2 separate regions of the Mus musculus genome follow, and region 1 is linked to region 2. The links are chromatin loops, found by intact Hi-C in ENCODE. Cell type or tissue: heart. All regions are shown on one strand.

The links. Peaks named below come from ENCODE experiments on the same cell type or tissue, not always from the same donor. Only the 100,000 strongest peaks of a DNase experiment are listed, where the experiment ranks them.
Region 1: it touches region 2 in a loop (2.5-fold over the local background); 25 of 42 quality-filtered maps call a loop at or near these places.

Annotation. Positions count from the first base shown.
Region 1 is chr11:110,267,925-110,275,924 of GRCm38, reverse strand. It overlaps Abca5 (ATP-binding cassette, sub-family A (ABC1), member 5), which reads left to right. Exons shown (of 39, transcript NM_147219.2): 36 at 512-661; 37 at 1,526-1,605; 38 at 2,544-2,599; 39 at 3,359-6,556. The coding sequence ends at 3,466. Among named protein-coding and RNA genes, the nearest start is that of Abca6, 20 kb to the right of the region's middle. In heart, a CTCF peak has its summit at 3,974 (motif pointing right); a DNase peak (open chromatin) is centred at 7,274; H3K27ac peaks cover 736 bases.
Region 2 is chr11:109,667,117-109,675,116 of GRCm38, reverse strand. Prkar1a (protein kinase, cAMP dependent regulatory, type I, alpha) reads right to left here. Exons shown (of 11, transcript NM_001373913.1): 11 at 5,454-7,687. The coding sequence ends at 7,515. Fam20a (family with sequence similarity 20, member A) reads left to right here. Exons shown (of 11, transcript NM_153782.2): 9 at 1-11; 10 at 435-494; 11 at 1,553-2,191. The coding sequence ends at 1,817. Among named protein-coding and RNA genes, the nearest start is that of Gm39443, 17 kb to the right of the region's middle. In heart, CTCF peaks have their summits at 325 (motif pointing right) and 4,552; DNase peaks (open chromatin) are centred at 1,716, 2,056, 4,366, 6,566 and 1 weaker place; H3K27ac peaks cover 714 bases.

The DNA of each region.
Region 1 (8,000 bases), 600 kb before region 2:
CGCGGGAACTGGGCAGACTCTGCACAGCCTGCAGTATGTATGCCACAGTGCAGGGAGACCACGCTTAGATGTGGCTCTCTGTCCACAGCTCAGAAGCCTATTGTAACACGAAAATAAACACAGATTGAAGGTGTAGCTTGGGATAGACTCCTGGAAACTAGGAATAGCTGGGGATAGACTCCTGGAAACTAGGAGTAGCTTGGGATAGACTCCTGGAACAAAAAACAGTAACGAAGAGCAGCAGAGCCAGCCCAGGTCTGACCCTGGCTGGAGCTGTGTAACAGAGGTCGCTTGATTTGACACACTTGTCATAAGAATAGAAGAAGAAAATATTAGGGAAAATGAGACATGATAAGGAGTGTCTGAGCATGTTGCATGATGTTTGCAGCTTTTCTATGTAAAAGATTGTCAGAGTCATTTTATTAAAAACAAATGTGGTAGAGATTTAAGCAAGAAATCATTCTTTGAAAACAGTCAAACCTTTAGCTCTTTCTTTTAAAAATTATTTCAGATGTATTGGAACAGTACAACATCTAAAGAGTAAGTTTGGTAAAGGCTACTTTTTGGAAATTAAATTAAAGGACTGGATAGAAAACCTGGAAATAGATCGCCTTCAAAGAGAAATTCAATATATTTTCCCAAATGCAAGCCGCCAAGAGAGGTAACAACTTTTTAAAATATATTTAATACTTCTTATAAAGTTGAAATTGTTTTAAAAACAAAATCCCAAACGTTTGATTTTACCAAATGATGACTTAGGACCCAGATGCTGTGGTCTGCCAGCTCAGCGAGGCAGAGAAAGCCCCCAGCTGACCTTCCTCCTCAGTTGGTGTCCCAGAAGGGGGGAAAGAGTTCTTTTCCACACTGCCTTAAAAACCCTCCCAACTGAGTGTCCCTCCTTTCTACTTCCTGTGGGTGTCTCTATCCGTCCTCCTGATTTCCTCTCAGTCTCTATGGTTTTTCCTGTGTTCCCTCCCTGTCAGCTGGCTGCTTGCTCTGTCTCTTGAGCTTTAGCAGGCTTTATTCAGTCTTGTTTACAGTAAACAGGAAGGTCTCAGACTGAAGGTGGGTGCCAGGGCTGAGCCTCACCACAACTAGAAACAGGATTTCCAGGACACAGTCTCCCACTCTCAGATTAAAAGTGTGTGCTCGGGCTGAGCCACACTGAAACTAGAGACAGGCTTTACTCTCAGGATTCACAGTGTGACCAAATATCCCGCGACAAGAGATCATAAACATTTACGCTTTCAGTTGTATTTTCTGTCTGTGTCTCCGACTCTTTTACCTTGATGTGCTGTATCAGCAGCAGCACGGGGCTGTGCTGTCAGAAGAGAGGCTTGTAGTTGCTTCAGCGGGGTCCCATGGTATGATCCTGCCATTCTGCACACAGGTTTTAGGAAAATGAATATCAAGTAGATGATTAGAATTTAAATTTAAACTTAAAAAGTTTTCAGCTTTAGCATTCAAGCAACACAGTAGTTAAGTTTGCCGTGCCATCCTCCTGCATTTTATCTTTGTTTTTCAGCTTTTCTTCTATTTTGGCTTTTAAAATTCCAAAAGAAGATGTTCAGTCTCTCTCACAATCCTTCGCTAAGTTGGAAGAAGGCAAGTAGCATTTGAGAATATTGTAAAATAATTTTCAAGTAATGAAAGGATTCTAGTCAGAAAGTTTAGAACTGGGAGACAGGTTATTGTTGCAGTTATAGCAACTATAATCTTTTGTTCTTTTATTCTAAGATAAAAATATAAATATATGCCTATACATACACATATATTTAACAGTAATTTAAAAAGAAGAGATCAAGTCTTTGAGAGGGACTGTGGGAGTCGCGGGGGACTGTGGGAGACATGGGGGGACTGGGGAGACACAGGAGGACTGTGGGAGACACAGGAGGACTTCCGGTGGAATAATGCAAATTCAACCCTCATGGATATAATTCACAAAAATTTCAGAATTTGAAACATATATTGAATTTTTATCATTCTTTATGGGGATTCTGAGTAGGATAATATTTACTTCTATCTTATGTATCTTCATAGCTGTAGACTAATTATTAATTCTGAAATTTTTACTTCCTGATAATTTCTTTATGATTAAAAGAATAAATATACTAACAGAATTTCGTATTAGATTGGAAAAGTGGATTTGAAGTGAATATTGGAAGGCTTATAATGGCCAATGTTAAGAAATGAATTTAGGAATCTAGGACAGGCTGTAGTGGTGTTTGGAGAATGGGGGATAGAGATCTGACACCACAAGAAAACAAAGGAATGATGAAGAACAAGACGCTGGAGGGAAGGAGGAGCTAACCTAGAAAATGGAGCAGGTCACATGGGGGACAGTTGACGAAGTTGCTTACAGAGGATCAGTGTGGACCTGGACGAGAGAGAAGCAGGGCCGAGGGCAGTACCACACGTGGGCAGCTCCAGTTTGGAATACGTTGTTGACAGTTTTTAAAAAGCAGAGTAGATAGTTTAGAACTAGTTGCCATTTCACTCCTTAAAAATATCACTAAGTAAAATGCATTTTTATGTTTTAATAGCAAAACGCACTTTTGCCATTGAAGAATACAGCTTTTCTCAAGCAACCCTGGAACAGGTACCGTAAGGTTATATTAGAAAAGGTTACAGTTGACTGTACCTCGTAGCAATTGCTTAGGCTTAGAGTGTAGACGCCAACCCATATTATAGACATTTAAAACTATAGACTTAAGGTACATTTACTTACTTGTTTCATGTGTGGATGTGCAAGTGCCACAACATTTTAGTGGTGTCAGTTTTCAACCATGTGGCTTGGTGACTGAACTCAGGTCTTTGGCTTGATAAAAGGTACTGCTGAGCCATCTCACCATCCTCAAATTATAACTTAATTGGAATTGCAACTTTAGCTTCCTCTTAGTTTTTTGTTCAGTTCCATTTTAAAACATCTTTAATTGAATAGTCATATTATTTATATTTATTGACTACAGTGCGATGGTTTGATATATATGTATACTATTGAACAGTTAATTCAAGTACATTTAATTTTGTTAAGCTTGAACATCTTTTGTTTATCTTATTAAATATTTAAAAGACTCATGGCATTATTTTATATTAGAATACTTGAAATTGTTTAAACAATTTTAATTTATTTTATGACACTACTACTTGATATATTAATCAGAAAATGTATTAACCCTCTAAATATGTGTTTGTCTTTGTAGCTACTGGGCATACCTTGCTTTGTTTGAATAGCATCAATATTAGAAAATCCCTTGATACTTGTTACATGTTAGTTACGGCATTGTATCGTTTCTGACTTAGTTAAGAGTCCTCTGAATGATACAGTAGTTGACTTTTCCTTCTTCCTTTTACCTAGGTTTTTGTAGAACTTACTAAAGAGCAAGAGGAAGAAGATAACAGCTGTGGGACTTTGGCCAGCACTCTCTGGTGGGAAAGGACGCAGGAGGATAGAGTAGTATTTTGAATGTTTATGCTCACCCAGCCTACCGACCCTGAGTTGGTTTATTCTTTTTTATTCTATTTTTTTCTTCTTTTATCTTATCTTTGATTTTAAAAGCTTATTACTTGAATAGTTATTAAAAAAAATGAAAGCACTTGGAAATTTCTTAAAGTCCTTAATTAACACACCATGGTTATGGTTTGGATTTTCTTTCAATAAATTTGCGTGTAATTGTCCATGTGCATGTTTATATCTGAAGGTAGTCTATATGCCTACCTTCACGTTTCACAAAAACAATATTTCTCAACTTAGGATTTAAAGAAATAATAAAAGAATAATTCTGAATAATATTTAAATTTTATACTATGTTACATAATTATGTAATTTCCCAGTGCTAATTAAAAAGACCAGTGCCTGACTAATAACATAGAAGAGAGACACAAAGCAATGCAGAAACTGGCTTTCCCTTTGATATGTCTAAAAGAAGCTCTTAGTGGAAGTTGGCCTGTGTAAATGTGGAACCGTTGAGAAGTAACGTCCACTAGGTGGCAGTCGTTGGTCACAGGAAATAAAGGGAAGCCGCAGTCTAGTGACTGCAGATATGGGCAATTAAATGTTTCAGGTTGTATGTCTTTTGTCTACATTAAAATTCAAATGTGTTTGGTGATCGTTATTCACAGAAAGACTCTGACTAGAGTCTTAGTATGTAAGAGTCCAGGTCTCTGAAAGTGCAGTGACAGCTGTTTGTCGAGGTGGCCAGTTCATCTCTACTTCCCTCCAGACACCCGACTGCGAGCTGGGAGAGAGCGCGTTGTTGCCTTTCCTCATACAGGGCTCATTTAAGTTTATTCTTAGATGAGACATTTAATGGATAACCATCTTTATTACTAAATTTGATTCCTTGACTCTCTTGAGTTTTAAGTAGGTCAGCATATACCTTCCTTTAAAAGGTCACCTCAGAACATGGTAGAATATAGGAGCTCTTTCAAGGGTTAAATTAAGAAATAAAAATTAGAGTTTCACTCTTGTGACAGAGTTGAAATATGATAATTAATCTTAGAAATATTTGATTTTATGACTCATATGGACAGGTATACAAGTATATGATGTAGTTGATACTGTATTTCAGGCTGTTGTATATGTGTTAGCTTTGTAAAAACATATATTGTGGTGTGACTTTTGCATCAGAGACGTAAAGAACAATAGCAAGAACAGAGGGCTTGCTACCAACTTTCAATGGTCAAGCTTTCAGTGAAGTTATTAATTATTTAATGTTGGGAAGATTTAATGAACTTTTAGTCCTGTTGGGTAGTAAAATGTGTGACTTTAGGCACTAGTGGCTAATTCAAGTTTTCCTTTCTCAGTACAAGGTGGCACATGGCTGGCAACTTTCTCTATTGCTTTGACAGTTTCTTTCCACCTTCCTAAAGGCATCTGTGTAGTCTCGTATCTCAGAGGTACTCTAATGTAATAGAACCATCCTACAAGTCTGCTTGGATTTTATGACACGCCCCTCCCCCAAGTTCTTGTAAGGTTTCATTGGCAGTAGCTTGCCTCCTGATACCAAATTATAATTTTGGATCCTTTAAGGATCTTACATTTAATTAATCATTTAATTAATGATTACTGCATGACCAATATAGTCAAGATGTATTTAAGATGAAATCTTTATTTTTGCTGATAAATTATAAATTGCACATTGTATTTTCTCAGCAAGTCATTGCTAAATGGTGCCGTAAACTTGAAGAGCTATCTTTTAGAATTTAAGTACCTTGGGCCTTTTTTTGGGGGGGATGTGATTTTTGTAACTCTGTAACCTAGAACACATACCCTTAAAAACAAACAAACAAGCTGCATTTATAGTTTACTAGGACAGTTACCGAAAAGGGTAGGTTTCATTTGTGTCTTAAAAGCGTTTGGCCCTCCTAAGACAGAACTGTCTCATAGAGATGGTGAACACAGGCCATATCGCCTTCTTTCTCATATAGACTTGGTCACTGTCTATTAGCATTGCTCAGTGTGTGCTCAGTGTAAAATATAATTTTCCTAGGGAATGAAAGTCGAGACTGCACTGTCTAGTCTTCTATATTGTGTGTTCATTCATATTACAGTGGATAGTTTGGTTTTATACATGGATTTATTTTAAATTATCTTAAATTATTGCTTTCAGAACTTTGTTTCTTTTCAATACAGGTAAAGAAACAAGTGTATTTGTTAGCAACAAATGAAAACAAACTGCAGCGTCACCTTCCTGCCTTATATTTTCCATCTGTGGCCAAACAGTAAGAGTAGAACAAAGGCAGACTCTGCCGAGTTGAAGGCATTGCTGTCTGCAGCAGAGGGGCCGGTCAGGAGGAAGCAGTGGAAAGCGTTCTGGGAGGTTTGCCTTCTGTGGGCTCTTCCCTGCTTTCCATGCTGTTCTTAGGAAAAAGCAGGGTTCTTTTTTTTCCCCCAAAACTTTAATTTGTCAGAGATTATTTGTAGCCAGTTTTGGTTTTCTCTGTTAAAACATGTTTCGATACTTTAAGCACACCTTCCAGTGACTGCGTTTCAGAGTGGGCTCTTTGGGTAGAAGGATGAACTGTTCGGCTCTGTAAGATCTTACATTTTATTAAGACAAGGATAGATACTTATAACCAGTTATGATATGACAATGCTTTGCTACTAGTCTTAAGAATATCTTCTAGGAAAATGAATAGCACAGTTAATTTTACTAGGGTGAGTGTTGGTTTCCCGGTTCTTTGTTGGTCACTCAGCGTCTCATTCCGATCGTGCGTTTCACATTTGTTACAATGCCATCTTACATTTTCAGGTAGCATTCAAAACGCAGGACTTTTTTTTTTTTAAATAGCAAATGCTTTTAAATGCTTTTTCTTAATGTATTTTTAATATTGTTAACATTGAGTTCTCATCTTTCCCCTTGAAATAGCATATTACATAAAGTGAGAGAATTTATTCTCAGGTGAATTATTTTTGTATCAGCTATTCTTATAAGGTAAAAATTTACTTGTTTTCTATTCATAATGTGTTATATGTACAATTCTCAATGCTGCCCTTTAAGAAAAATGAATGTGCTTATATTATTAATAATAAACTTTAAGAGCTAAAAATCTATGACAGACTTCAGTTTGTATACCAAAATTCATTTAGTGTTCATAATTAGATGTGTGACTTAAATTCAAACTTGAAGCAGTCCTCTGTGCCTAAGATGGTAATATCCCTTAAGGACCCACATAAATGAAGGGATAAGAAAACATTGGGAGGAACTGCAGTTTAATCATACTCAAATTCAACAATAGATAACCAAGAAAAAAAGTAAGAGACTCTTGTTGCTTAGCGAGCCACTGGACATATTCTTCTCATTCTGTCTAGTTGAAAGTCAAAAGAACTTACAACAGCCATTTACCATTTACATGCAGAGCCCTGTGCTGGGGAGGGTGACTATTACCAGAAATGGGGTAATTCCAAAATTATTTATTTAAAAGTGTTTTATTTTTAGTATTACAATTAAAGTTTGCATTTAAAAAATATCTTATTTCTGTCATATGGAAAAAGCCCCAGTTTTTTTCTAACAATATTTTTATTAGTTGTTTTGGCATTTCACATCACGTACCTGATAACACTCACTTTCCTGTCCTCTCAGATCTACCCCACCCTTGTGACCTTCTCCCCAAAAAAGAAGAAGAAAAATTAAAACAAATCCAATTTCTTTTGCAAGAGCAACGTTGGAATAGACAAGGTGGAAAGGTGGATAAACCCTTTGACCGCTAGGTGGCAGCAGAGGGCTACGTGGGAGGGCACCTTCCTAATCCAGGAAGGAAGTTGGGTAAAGAAAGCCTTCTGAGCAGAGGCAGAGCCAGCCAGGCAATCTTGGTGACCAGAGGCTCAATTCTACTGAGTGTGTTGGCTTCATAAGTGCTAGTCTGTTTGGGGAGTAGTGACAGGACTCAAGAGAAGACATGAAGGACAAGAAATGTGAAGCAAGCCAGCAGACAGCCTCAGCCGTTTGTCAAACTGAAAGCAAAGGATTACAAATACAGTCGTCATAGGTTTTGTAGGCTCAACACAGGGAGTAAATCACTGGTTTTCAGTCCCTCTTTTGATGCCTTTAAGAAGTCACAAAACCGGGCTGGAGAGATGGCGGGCCATTAAAGGCTAGGCTCACAACAAAAACATACGAAGTCACAAAACCAAATTTTCAGGTATTCTACAAAATAGTCTTGAAGGATATTTTATTTATTTGTCTGTTTACTTATTTTATGTGAATGAGTGTTTTGCCTGTATGTATGTGTGTGCACCACGTGCACGCAATGCCAGCAGAGGCCAGAAGATGTTAGTTAGCATCCCCAGAATGAAGTTACAGCCAGCAGTGAGCTTCCGTTTGAGAGCTGGGAACCGAGCTTGAGTCCTCTAGAGGGGCAGATGCACTCTTAACCTCTGAGCCAGCTCTCCAGCGCGTGATCAGGGAATCTCAGCACTTCTCATTCAAGCGCAAATATATTGATAACTTACAAAACTGGGAGGTAGATTGGCAGAGATGGGCAACAACAACAACAAC
Region 2 (8,000 bases):
AATGCCAGAGGGTAAGCATCACTGCCCACATCCCACTGGAGACCTCAGGAGGCTCTCTGCACTGCCTGGGCTTGTCTCCATCCGACTCTATTTCCCGCTAACCTTTGGAGGGTTTTTTTTTTCCCCTGCCCTTTGCTAAGTAGCACAGACTCTCCAGTGTGAGAGCATTCTTGTGTGCACCAATGAACCTGGCTGAGACTCCCTGTATCTTTTCCGTAGATGGTACTTTCCTGGAAGCAGAGTAAATGGCTTAGCCACCAGGGCTAGCCTACAGAGGCAGGGGCAGCTTGGTTGTAACTTGAGGCTTCTGGGACCTGGCTGAAGGGGGCGCTGTTGGGGTGGCTGTCATGGTGTCTAGCGCCTTATCCCACCGAATTCCCAGAAGGGTTTGCACAGAGAGCACCCAAAGTGAAGGGCTCTGTCTCCTCTCGTAGGTTCGGACGACATTCCCAGGATGAAATCTCTATCCTCGCCCCTCTAGCGCAGTGTTGCATGTGAGTTTCTATGCCGTGAGTACCACCAGCAGCGGGCAGTACACACATCTCTGGTCTAGGATACTGTGGACAGAGATGATGTGAACTGCCTAGCTTCCCATACTGCAGCTACCGGCTTTCTCTAAGTGATGTCTCCCTCATCCTTTATCAAAAAAAAAAAAAAAAAAAAAAAACGAGTTAAGATCTGATCTTTTAAAGTCACTACCTTTAATCTTGAACCCACTCGGATAATCACCCACTTTTACAGAAATCACTGCTGTCTGATATTACTCGCCAGCCCTTTGCTTTCTTTATGTAAGATCTTAAATATCGCTGTTCCATCACCATCTAAGCCAAGCCCTGATTGAAGTCTGGTAAAAGTGGGTCAGACTGAAAGTCCGGCCCCTTCTCTAAAGGACACCTAACCAACTTCTGTATCTCTGACCTTTTAGCCAGGCTTGTGGCACTGGGTTCCTCTTAATTATAAAGATGAGACTGAGACCTAACAAGACCATCCCATTTGACCCCTTGGTACATGAATGGTCCAAAGCAAGGCCTTGGGGGTCATTCAAGTCTCTCTCCTCTGGACGGGATTTAGTAGTAGTAGTTGCTTGTGTCACAAATCAGACGAGTAGGCTGCTTATGTAAGTCTAAAAGAAATCAAAATGGACCTAGTCACTTGTCATCACTGTGGTTTTAGAATCTAACACGGGAGGCGCACGGTGATGTCACGTAGAGGTTGGGTTTTCAGACGACAGACAGCTTCATTCACCTACTGGAAGTTTGTTCTGTCAGCTTTAAATCTTTAAAAACAAACCTTAAGTCAGTCAGTCTCTGTCTGTCTGTCTGTCTGTCTGTCTGTCTGTCTCTCTCTCTCTCTCTCTCTCACACACACACACACACACACAATCATTACACACCATTAATTCCTTTTCCACATGGCTTTCAGTGAAGTGTGTTAGCCTAGAAATAAGATCTCTAAGCACACCAGCTGCCAAGAGCTGTTAGTGGGGGCAAGTGCAGGCTGAGTTACCTTCCTTAATGTGCTCATCTGGCCCCCACCGCCTTTATCTCATCAGGATCAAAAGGAAAACACTCTTGCACCTTCAGCTGCTGGCTCAGGCTGACTACAGGCTCAGCGACGTGATGCGGGAGTCACTTCTAGAAGACCAGCTCAGCCCTGTCCTCACAGAACCCCACCTCCTGGCCCTGGACCGCAGACTCCAGATCATCCTGAAGACCGTGGAGGACTGCATAGAGGCCCACGGCGAGCGAAGAGTCATAGCCGAAGGGTCAGCACAACGTTCGGCTCCAGACTCCGGCCAGGCTAATCTGACGAGCTAATGGCAACAAACGTGGGACCTCAGAACACACAACTGGAGTCAGCACCTCATGCTGGTTTGTAGGCCCCTGTTGCCCCATTCCATCCTGGGGCACTGGAGGCCAAGGCACAAGCTCAGGGAGGAGGCAGGAACGCTTTGAAAAAGGCAAACGGGATCCACTGAACCTCATCTTTATCCTTGGGTGGAGGTCACTGCTTTTACGGTGCACTGGCTGGGGCTCTCTCTTCCCAACGAGCTCTGGCTCCATCAGGACTGCAGATTATCTTCTGAGCACACTGTGAAACCTGGATCTGGACCAGGCTTGGAAGGTTTGGAAGCTCTGTTCCCAGGAGCGGTTTTTATTCTACCATATCAAATAAAGGGACATCAAGCGGATAACTGGCTTTCTCCAAGTCCTTACTGTATATGCAGGTACAGTACACACACACCAAAAAAGTCACTTTTTTTATACTGACATTCTGGTCCCTAACACTATCTGAATACAATAATCTCAGCCAGGTCACTCCCAGAAATACTAAGGGTAAGACTGCTCAGTTAGGGGGCACACTCCAATCTGAAGAATATTATCAACTGAGGAATTGGCAACCGAGAGCCGTGTGGCTCGCAAGTGGGTGGGGTGCTTGCCTCTCAGGTTCAACCCCCCAGCATCACACATCCGGTAACGCCAGCACTCAGGAGAAGCTGAAGTTCAGAGACACTCTTGAGCTACACAGGGAATTCGAGGCTAGCCTGGGCTGCGTGAGGAAGTGACACCATGTATGTCAAAACCAAGAGCCAGACACAAAAGGGGGAGCTGGTGGAAGATTAGGGTCGCATGGCTTCATCAGATCAAATCACTTTATTGTCTGATAAAAGCCAGAGGATCAAAAAATATGGAGGGGAGGAAGAAAAGACATCACTACAAGGGACAAATCCAGAACCAGCAATGTCACTCAGACTTGTGCATATGTCCAAGGACAGACAGGATGACTGAGAACAGGTAGTATTGTTTTGGTCTTCTGAGATTGGAGTTCATGTACACCAGGCTGGCCCTGAATTCTTGATTCTCCCGCCTCTACTTCCCAAGTGCCTGGATTAAGGCACGAGTCACCATGCTGGTCTTGTAGTGGATGGTTCTGATTCATCCTAGCACCCCACGTTATGGGCACACAACCCCAGAACCCAGTTTGCGAAATAACCTTGCCTCTATTCACCCTAGAGCCTTGCCAGTCCCAGACACTACCCTGCAAGACATAGGTCTGCAACCCTCACGAGCATGCCCCTCCTCCAATGTGTAAGGATGAGAACTATAGCTCTCAAGAGACAAAACCACATCATCTTGTGGTTTAGACTTCTTCCAAAATGTATAGCATCACACCCATTTGTGAAGTCAAATTTGCTGGGTGCTGTGACTCATTCCAGCAAATCCCCACCCTTGAGTGGCTGAAACAAAGAGTGTAGAGTTGAAGGCTGGGCTGGGCTGGGCTGGGCTGGGCTACAGGAGAAAAAACAGCAAAGTCAACTCTTTACCAGAGAAAACTGGTTCTAAAGACTTCCCTCTCAAGAAGGCCCTTTTGTGAGGCGCAGCTTCCTGCAGCAACATCAACTGTTTCTTCTCTTCTCCCATGTCTGGGAAGCACAAGGAAGCCACACTGAAGATTGGGGGCTGGGGGGGACAGGCACTGTCAGATCAAAGAAAGGATGGTTTGGGGCTCTCAGCCAGCCTGGCTCGGGCGAGCTGCAGTCCATCTCCAACATGGCCTCCCTGATGCAGACCAGTCTCTCGAGACTCTGAAATCTGCTTTACATTTCAAAACCAAAGTAACTCGGCTTGATTCTATGATGGATAACTATATAGGCTACTTTTAACTATCTGTTTTTCTAACAACAACAACATAAAGCTAAGAGCAGCATTTTTCAAAAGCACCAGAAGACAAAAACATTCCATTCTCAGAGTGTGGAGTTCTTACAGCTTACGCACTCTGAATCATTGCTCAACTTCCCATGGGGAAAAAAAATATTCTGAGTCTATGTGAAAACTTTCCATGTTACCACTGGCAAGCAAATAAAAAAACCAAGACTGTGTGAACTGGTAGGGATCAGTTTGGAGGGATATGCCACAGCATTCTCCAAATGCTGGACCTATCTAAGGATAAGTCAATTCTCTTATAGGGAGCAATTCTGTCCTATTAAACTCCTGGCCTCTTAACTGGTAAATTATTACTGCCCCTAGGAGAAGTATGAGGTCAGGTTCTTAGGATTCTCTAGTCTAACTTCACTGACCCATTACTACAGAATCTCATCTTGTGTGGTAAAGATCATGTCTTTACATTGCTGGTTCTTTAACACTGCATCTGTCTACTGCTGCACGTTCACAGTAAGAGACAGCTTTCTCAAACTCAGGAACGCGAGTCAGCCCATGAGCACTATCCTGGGAGGCCTTCTAAATACCGAGTGACCTCATCAACAGCAGGCACGAGGGCCCCCACACAAGCGTGGTGCAGGAGGCCCCCAGGTGACATGGCCACAGATGAGGTGAGGCAGACCTCACTCAGCCTCGGGTGGGAAGGCAAGGGATAATCACGTTTTTCTCTGCGAGTGCAGCTCAGGTCCCAGAGGGCTTCTGGTGTGGCAGTCTCGGGGTCACACTTACATTGTACCAAGTAGGGAGACACGCAAATGCAGGATCTGCAGACTGAGAAACAGCTGCGACTCATCTGAGGTTGGCAAAGCTGAGCATAAAGAAAAAGCTCTCCATCTAGTGGTGACTTTTTTAAAATCACAAAGCTACTTCTTGTTCTTACAGGGACTCATGATGATGTCACAGTTCTAAAGTTATGCCAAGAAACAAATTTTAGCTGTGTATGTACACAAAAATGATGGTTTCTACAGAAATACCCCAAATGTAAGAAGGGAGAGATTTGTGTTTCCCCTTGGCAGATGTGATGGAGGGCAAATTAAATGGTTAGCATGGTTTTGGTCCACCCGGAAGTGCACTGGCAGGGCTTTGCCAAAGTTCACAAAGGGTCCAAATCTTTGAGGTTGGAGACAAAGTGACGCCACTGCCATTGTGCTAATTCAATTTCAGAATGTCAACACAACAGTAAACTGCATCCTGGGCCAAGTTTTAAAAGAAGGACATGCAGCTGGTGAGAGGAAGGGACTTCTGAACCTGGCCAGGCAGAGCTTAAGCAGCAGAACTCAGCCACTCTCCAGCACTAACTCCAGCTTCCCTGCGTGTGAAGATCCCAGTTATCACCAGAGTAACTCATGTGCTCACTCTTCAAACTCCAGGAAGAAACAGAAACAAATCTTGATGTGTAAGATCCTCAAGCAGCTACAGGTGGATCTTGTAAAACCAGGAGTCCAATCCAGTCTGTGAAGCCCTAAGGCACACAGACAGGTCTGTCCTGTGAAAACAACGCCATGGCTTTGGACAGAACCTTCCCCTTCCAGAGCTTGTTAGTGAGTCTGTCCCACACCCATAAAAGCAAGGTTTTGAAATCCACCCTTTGACAAACTGAATTGGAATGTATTTTAAAAAAAAATAAATACATTACTTTTTCAAAATTCTAATCCCAAAATTCACTTTCATTCTTTCCCACTGAAATTTTGGGGAAAAACAGAGGAAGAAAAGGAAGAAAGGAAGAAAAACTGATTCGTTTAAGAATTTAAATTATTTCATCTTTTTTATTCTGTGACCTACCATTGAGACAGTCTGTAACAAAAGAACAGCGATTAGATTAGCACAGAGTATATCAGACTAGTGTCCAGGAAACAGCAACTGTCCCTTTGGCCAGCTCTGCTTTCTCAGCAGATTGCTTAAATTCGCCCACCCATCCAGAGACAATGGTGCCAAGAGTCCACAAAGACACAGTATGCCAACCACGACTTCTGACTGATATTTAAATTGCACAAAGATAAAGCTTTAAATGTGGTAATTTTTAAATTTAGACTTATCTTGAAAAGTCTAAGAGTAAAACGACAAAAGGGCGTAACTTGTAAGCTAGCATGGAACTCTTAGAAAGCAGGTGTTTATCTCCGTACAGACCAAGGGGGTATATACACATGAAATGCATTTTATGGCGTTCTACATCATTCACATACATACATTTTTGGCATTTAAACAAATATCAAATTAAGCTTTAAGCTAGTAACATAATTTTTATTTTTTTAAATATAAAAAAAGATAGCCAACCACAAAGTAAGTACAGAAAACCCTCATTTAATATAGATTATGGAAGTTTTAGATATGGCAACAAGGTAGCTTTCTATCCCATGCTAAAACCTAAATGAAACTTTTTCCCAAATTAGTAACAATCTAGAAGCTTTTCAATCTACCAAGAAAAAAATCTACCATAACCAACAATTTAAGTTAACTGGGAAAGGGAGGGAGGGAATTATTAATCAGAACCACTTGCACACACATGAAAACGCAGTCACTCCCAAATAGAACCCGACATTATACAGAAATCACAAGATAAGTGTGCCTCGTTACGAACTGTGAATTTTGTTTAAAAAATAACAGTAATAAAAATAAACTGTTGGGTTATCACTGGAATAATGTAACACATAAGGCTGGAAAATACTGAAATACAGTCAAGAACACAAGTTTACTTTAAACACACACACACAAACAAAAAACAATAAAGAAAGTTTACCAGAGAAATTCAAGGTTAGACAGGAAAAGGCAGGACTCAGCGGGGTGGCCTTTCAGACCACAACACGGTCACACCCCACCACTGTTCCTAACAGAAACCCAGGGGACAGACCCAGCTTCCTGCTTCTGGACACCTGACCGCCATCCACCTTCAGCAGCACTGCCTCCATCCCCTTCTCTCTGGAGCTTGCTCTATTTGTCTATTCTCAGTAATTCCAACGCCCTAGTCTGTAACTGAGGGCAGATCACACGAGTTAACCACGGTTAACTCCCCAGAGTGAAGACCTCAAATTCTCACATTTCTGTGTCTCATCCTCAGGATTTGGCACCAGCTGGATAAATAAAGTTATCAGCGTCTGTGAGCTCAGACAGGTGCAGTGAAGTCACAACCAGTACTTGCCATCTACAAATGATTTCAAACTTAAAGGCAGGGATAGACGGCCAGCCACACCAAAACATTTCAGGGTTGGAGAAGAAACACTAGCAACAGACACACCAAACCAGGCTGAGAGGGCTGAACTAGCTGCAGTGCCTGGTGATTAGCAAAACATGGGCACTCCCACACTTAAACTAGCTTAATTACAGGCAGATGTCTTTCTACTGTGCTAGGAGTTTTCTATATTCATTCTTCTAATCCTTAAAGGTTAAAATCATTTACTCTATAAAGAAATACAGCAAACATGGCCACAGTCTAAGTATGTCACTTGTGTCATATGGAAATGGAAACCTGTGTCACTTAAAAGCCCTGCACAGCTATTACATCATTACGGTAATTCAGTGGTGCAGGGACCGCCCTCAGCAAAAAGCGCGGCACTTGCTGCCCAGGTTGAACACGAGCACTGCACAGAGAAGCGGTGACAGCCAAGTCCATACAACTCTCTATTTATTTGTGAATGAGCATTTAATAACGCTCCCAATGAAAAATGGTGCAATAAAGCAACTTTTAGTATAAAGAGACAAGAAGCTGTGAAGCAGTGGCCACTGGGCGCTGCGGCTAGGGAGAGAAAGCAGTCTGCGTGAGTGAAGCATGGACTGGGGAGGAGGCACAGGAGGCGCGGGTCAGACGGACAGGGACACGAAGCTGTTGTACTGCTGGATGTTCCGCTTGAGGATGTCTGAGCACGGGCCAAGGACGCGTTCAAACCGAGGCCGGTCCAACTTAACGCACTTCAAAGGGCCCCGGGCAACCACAGTGGCAGCCCGAGGACGATTCATCAGCAGGGCAATTTCACCTGGAAAAGAGACAGTAACGACTATCACCTATGGAAGCTATTTCCTTAAAGGGTCCACTCCTGAGCAAGTGAACAAAGATGCAACTTCCCTACTAACTTAGTAGAGGCCACACAACATTTGTACATTAAAAAGTATTACTAGCAAATAGATAACACAGCCCCTACAGTCATGCCTACAAACCAACACTCATGAGCCAGAGGCAGGAAGGTGACCAGTTAGAACAAGCTTCACTGTACAATGAAGTCCAGGCAGTCGAGGCTATGTAGGACATAAGCGCAAGTGCGTGTGCGCATGCATGCTTGGTCTGTGCTC